Regions from separate parts of the Homo sapiens genome. Here region 1 is linked to region 2. The links are chromatin contacts, found by Hi-C or POLR2A ChIA-PET in ENCODE. All regions are on one chromosome and are shown on one strand. The core of a region is the stretch at or near the end of the contact, and the rest is flanking DNA. Distances in the headings are between cores, read along the strand shown.

What was found. Hi-C counts contacts between places; a loop is a spot of excess contacts on that map. ChIA-PET counts read pairs that join two places held with the same protein, here RNA polymerase II (POLR2A). Pooled maps may share reads with other maps.
Region 1: a pooled map shows a loop between it and region 2 (2.2-fold over the local background). The contact joins two enhancer-like sites. A Hi-C loop is called at or near these places in 13 of 168 maps with a recorded cell type or tissue (Caco-2, aorta, ascending aorta and 9 more), 10 of 37 single-sample maps with no recorded cell type and 29 of 50 pooled maps. POLR2A ChIA-PET finds 5 or more read pairs at or near these places in 8 of 52 experiments (A549, AG04449, BJ and 5 more).

The regions. Positions count from the first base shown.
Region 1 is chr4:82,779,656-82,782,748 of GRCh38, forward strand. The region is part of intron 1 of SCD5 (stearoyl-CoA desaturase 5); the gene reads right to left. Among named protein-coding and RNA genes, the nearest start is that of SCD5, 18 kb to the right of the region's middle. Within about 2 kb of position 1,255, at least 14 of the 41 ENCODE cell types and tissues checked have a DNase peak (open chromatin) inside an H3K27ac peak, as active enhancers do; they include dorsolateral prefrontal cortex, where a contact is called at or near this core.
Region 2 is chr4:82,460,921-82,463,879 of GRCh38, forward strand. ENOPH1 (enolase-phosphatase 1) reads left to right here. Exons shown (of 6, transcript NM_021204.5): 6 at 1-257. Among named protein-coding and RNA genes, the nearest start is that of ENOPH1, 32 kb to the left of the region's middle. Within about 2 kb of position 1,636, at least 3 of the 41 ENCODE cell types and tissues checked have a DNase peak (open chromatin) inside an H3K27ac peak, as active enhancers do; they include dorsolateral prefrontal cortex, where a contact is called at or near this core.

The DNA.
Region 1 (3,093 bases), core at 5-2,504, 320 kb after region 2:
AAACCCTGACGGCCCCTTAACAGCTCTGTGACCTTGGGCAAATCACTCCTCCCTGTCTCTTTGTTTCCTCAAAAGCAAAATGTGGATGACACCAGGACGAGGCTGTCATTCCTTACCCAAAACCTTGGGGTCAGATGTGCTTCAAGGTTCACAATTTTTCAGATTTTTGTATAGTGCATTTGCACTACAATAATGCCCACAGTGAGTCCATCATCAAACACAATATGACTATTCAGACTAAATAGGTCAGTTTTGCCACCAAATGGATTCACTGGGTCAAGTTTTCTCTCTAAATTAGTTATAAAATAACTTTTGTTCTCAAAGTTATTGTTGCTGTTCCTAACTACAGCAAGGATACTGTGGCCCTATAATTACTTCATAGAGTTACTATGTGGATTAAAAGAGTTATAATACAGGAAGCACTTAGGCCCATGCCTGATGCACAGAAAGCACATAAATGTTTAGGAACATCTGTAGCCAGTTTTCTTGCACAGTTCTACATTCCATGCCTAGCATGTGCTGTTACAGCTGTTGGGAATGCATTTTCCCTGGTGTTTCTGCCTGGAGAACTCCCATTCACCTATTCAAAGGTAACTTGGTGTCACCCCCACCATGCAGGTGTCCTTGACCACTCTCCTCTAGTCACACCTGCACCCCAGGCCTACTTCTCTGCTGGCATTCCTCACACTGCATTATAACTGGCCTAGGTCCATCTCCCCTTCTAGATCTCGTGAGTAGGAATGATAGCTTGCTTACCTGTGTATTCTTAGCACTTAGCACACACTAGGCCCATGTCCACAAATGTGTGGAAAATGGAATTTAATCAGACACCTAAATCTCTCAGCCTGCCAGTCTCCAAGCAGGTGCAGAAAAGCACATCCCAAAAAGGGCTCCCTCACTGCTCTCAAATCTGAACAGAGACTAAAAACACCAATTTGCACATTCAGCATTATCACAACAGTGCCTGGAGAACTTCTTTTGCTCCTTAAAATACTTCATCTGTCTCATAAGCCCAATTAATATCCACCAGAAATGGCCCTGGCCAAAGGGAGACTTGGGAGATTAATTAGCACTTCAGCTATTCAGCAAAAATTTATCTGAGTCCAAAATCTCTCCCTTCAACCTTCAGACTGAAGAAACACCTGGCCACCCCAGGAGGCCCCAGGGGGCCAGCCTGGACGGCTGCTTCTCCGGGGCCTGCTGCTTCCACAGCGTCAGGGGAGGTCCGGGCACAGGGCCAAGGGGCGGCTTTGCTTTCACAGTGCTTTGTATTTCCTCTTCCCTATGAAGACACCAACAGTTAGAGGTGGGCCCTGGCTAGGTCTAGAAGGCCCCCACCAGCCTCCTCACACTCACATAATTGAAAGGGAGAGAAACGCAGCAGGGCCCCCCAGAGGAGGGCTGGAGAAGCCTCAAAATAAACAAGCACCAGCTAGGGCTTGAGAATCATTCACACTAAAAGAAAAAAGGACTTGAGGGCCGGGCGTGGTGGCTCATGCCTGTAATCCTAGCACTTTGGGAGGCCGAGGCAGGCAGATTGCCTGAGCTCAGGAGTTCGAGACCAGCCTGGGCAACATGGTGAAACCCTATCTCTACTAAAATACAAAATAATTAGTCAGGCGTGGCGGCGTGCTCCTGTAGTCCCAGCTACTAGGGAGGCTGAGGCAGGAGAATAGCTTGAACCCGGGAGGCAGAGGTTGCAGTGAGCTGGGATCACGCCACTGCACTCTAGCCTGGCTGACAGAGTGAGACTCTGTCTCAAAAAAAAAAAGAAAGAAAGAAAAAAGGACTTGGAAAGTACATCTCCTTTCCAAGAGAAGGGAGGGGAAAGATTCAACAGCAGAAGGAATGGAAATATCCACTTGGGTTATGCTGTGGTTTGAATGTGTCTCCCTAAGTTCATGTGTTGGAAACTTGATTCCCAGTGCCACAGTGTTGGGAAGCAGGCCTAATGGGAGGTGTTTGGGTTACTGGGCCACTACCCTTATGAAGGAATTAATGCCATTACTGTAGGAGTGGACTAACTATAAAAGGATGAGGTGGGCTCCCTCTTGCTCTCTCTCACCCTCTCATTGCCCTTGCATAATAGGATGATGCAACAAGAAGGCCCTCACCAAATACCAGCCCCTCAGTCTTGGACTTCCCACCTTCCAGTATTATGGAAAATGAATTTCTGTTCATTTGAAGTTACCCAGTATTCTGACATAGCAGCACAAAACAGACTAAGACAGATTACTGTCCTAGATGAGGGTGGTCATCAGACCTCATCACCCTGTGGGTGAGCAAAATCACCTATGTCATGTGGCCACTGTTGACAGGATGCAGGTGAGGATTAAGTCCTCCCCACCTCTCAGTTGCATTTAACATCTAGAGCCTGGCTGTCTTTCCGCCCATTTGTCAGTGGCTCAGAAACACTTACAAAGGACCCTCCTATCTTGGGTCACAGAGAAGACTAAATCTAGGATGCCCCTAAAGACAATTTAGTCCCATGAAGAACTGCACTGTGTCTCCGGCCTGCCTGAAAAAGGGGCATGACTGATCGAGGGAAGTGTCTGCTCCTCTCCAAATGAGGTGATTATAAAAGTCTCCAGAGATAAGAAGGGACCTTAGAGAAGAGCTCCATGAACCTCCATATTTAGAATTAACAAATTTACTAGAATACAGACATACAGCAGAAATCCTGAAATACAGCGGAAATCCAGAAATACAGTGGAATGACAGCATCAGTGTGCTTGTCCGGTTCTGGGGGTAATAACTACTCCCATAGCAGGGCTGGTCCTTCCTGGGAAGCAGCTGCTGCCCCTGATTTAGTCCTCACACCAATCCTAGAAAAGAAGGTTTCCTGTTCCTCTCCCAAGGTGCAGGTTAAGGTTTGTGCCCAAAGCTACTTATTTGAGGCTTTCTCCAGGGTCCTTTTTCACCTCCTACTTCCTAACAGCTTTTCCCCACACATCTAAGGGACAATCCAAGTATCTATTCCCATCCCCACCCCCATCCTCCCCCAAGAAAACAAGTTACTCCACCCCTATAAAGTATTCCAGGTCCTAATACTCTCCCTGCTCCTGTGAAACTCCCATTCCCTCAAGGTGTCAG
Region 2 (2,959 bases), core at 386-2,885:
TACTGAAATCAGTCCATAACATTAAGATGAGCCCTAATATGTAAGATTTTCCTCTGGAATGGATGTGAGAAATGTAAATTTTATAACAGCAGTATTTATCCTGGTTTAATTCTAATACGATGTCATGTTAATTTCATGTTGTGATTAATAAAAGCATTTTTTCTTCACTCAGTTTTATATAGGTTCCTGAACTCTATCCACATGCCGCCATAGCAAAAGAGAAACTGAAAAACAAGAATATTTAGCTCTTATCTTAATCGTGTATCATGTGTGTGTTTTAATGGAGTGCCGGTGGCAATTCATGGTTATTATTTGAGTTATGTATACATATAAGGTTACTATTCCATTTGGATAGTAAGCATTCAGGATATGAGTGGAGTTCCTTATATTTTTGAGAATCTTAACTTTGAGGTCTCTAAGGTAATGCTTGAAGGAGGGAGTTACTCTCCTAACTAATCAAGAAAAACTCACGAATCCTGGAGGAGCAATTTTAGAAATGCTTTGAATAAGGAAAAAGAAGTCTTAGAACTATGAGAGGACAGGGGATATAAAAGATTTTATGTTGATAATTTTGATCTAGTAGCCAATTAAGAAATCTAGGGTCTATGAAAATATATGAATAAAAAAGAAAGGAAATGAGTTTAGGTACATCTTAGAAATGGGAATAATTTGTAAATGATGATAAAACCACAAATAGTAATAAAAGGATGAACTTAATACCTTTTTTGGAAAGCTCATAGGCAGATGGCAGAAAGGGGTATATCTTAATGTTATTTAAGGAGTAGTTGGAAAATGAAGAAATGAGAAGATTAGGCACTAGGATCTAGATTAGAAAGGAATTGAATAAAAAGGAAGGCACACAGCATCTAGCCAGCAAAGGATTGAGGTGGAGAGGCATTTTACTACCCATGTACACTGAGTAAGGAGGACAGAAAATCAATAGATTTCAGGAATTAAGAGAAAATTGAAGTATCAGATTTATTTTGCAAAGTAAGGGAAAAACTAGTTGAATGGAATCGTTTTTAGATCCTAGGAAAACCATTCACAAATGATGGAGAAAGGTCGTAGGAAGAATTTGAAAGATAAAGTAGATTGGCAAGAGAGGAAAAATACCTATCTAAGAATGTAAGCAGTGATACACAATGTATACATGTATTGAAACACCACAGTGTACCCCATAAATATGCACAGTTATGCATCATTAAAAAACTTTTTTTAATGTGGATAATGAGCTAGAAGATGAAGTCAGATGAATTCATAGTCCTTATGAGGGGAAGGAAGGCAAAAAACCTCTGGAACTTCCAAAAAGAGGACAAAGGCCTCAGCCTCTTGTTTGCAGAGAATATGGAGGACAAAAGCGTCTTAAAGTTGTGGCTCTTTTTATTCCTGTTTATTAATCCAGATGTACCTCTGTTGTTCTCTTTCCTACAGTGGCGCTGATTTCTAATCTTGGGTCAAAGCCCAGGTTGGTTTTTTAGAAGAGAAGCCCTTAACAGAAGATTCTCTAATCTTATCAACATTTCTGGAGTAGCAGGACTTCTTTTTGGTCTGGAAAGCGGGTTTTAGTTGCTACGCAGAATGTCAAATGTGTAGTTGCACAAGGAAAGGTTGAAAGCCACTGGCTTATTGCCAGGGCAGATGCACGGCAGCCTTTCCCCAGCAGATGGTGCTGTTTCTCCAGACTTGATATGAAGTGTGAGGCTCCACCCCTCCTCCCCCCCTCCCCCAACCCCCGCCCCGTCGCCCGCCAAATACAGCAGATGGAGCTAAGAGAGAGAAAACTATATTTTGTTTATCCTTACAAGCCAAAAGCTTGATGTTGCAAGAGTTGGAGTAGTTTGGAAAAAATGGCAGTAATCCTGAATGAAATCCAACTATCTAATATTCCTTTTCCTCAATAAAAAATTAGTGATTTTTAGCCCCTTTTTCCAGCGGCAGTGTTAAAAAGGGATTGTTTTCAGGGCTTTTTTTATTCCCACGAGTACAAAGTTGAGTATAATATATTCCAAAAGTTTGTTAACCTACCACCTGTGCCCAGATGGCAAAGTGATATTATCCTCAACCTAATATTTAAGAATAACGTGGAGTTTTTACTAAAACACTTGGAGTAACTGACAGAAGTAAAATTTCTACCTTACAAATTCAACCCAAATTTATTCCTTAAATATTTATTAAGCATTTACCTTGCATCCCAGATCTGCTATGAGGGGACAAAGTTCCTCTCTACTCCCATTGTGCATACATTTTTCGAGAAGAGAAACAATGGTGACTAAGACAAGAAAAAATTAGATACTAGTAAGCGCTCTGCAGAGAACACAGGGTAGAATAACTTTACAGGAGGGGTGATGAGAAGGTGACATCTAATCTAAATGACATGGAAGACATGTAGGAAACTAGGAGAACTGGTGTTCCATGCAGATGGAACAGCATAGCACAGATCTAGGGCAAAGCTTGGCCTTTTTCAGGAATTGAGAGCCCAGTGGCTGGATACCATCAGAGAAGTGGGCTGAAGCCAGATGATAGTGCTTTGTACTCCAGTAAGAAGTTTGAATTGTATTCTAAGTATGGTAAAAAGCCCCTGGAGGACTTTGAGCAGAAGATAACCTGAGTGGTTTACATATTTAAGGAATTCTGTATGGAATGGAGAATGGTTTATAAGTGGGCATGACTGCATGCAGGAAGGTGAGTTAAGTATATCAGGGTTGAGTGCTGCAGGCAAAAATCACAAGGAGTTAGGTGTATACAACATCAGTGGAAGAACTGGGAGAAGAGTCAGGGCAACTACCACTGGACTGTGGAGTTAGAGGACACCTCACAGTGGTTAGCTCAGGAAGCCTGCTACCATTGCCACTGTAGCTCATGCCCACGACGCTGGCCAGACTCTGGAATGCCAGGCCCCATTGCTGCAACCTCTCCAAACAGAACACTTCCATCTCTTCTCCAATTAGGGGGTAAAATT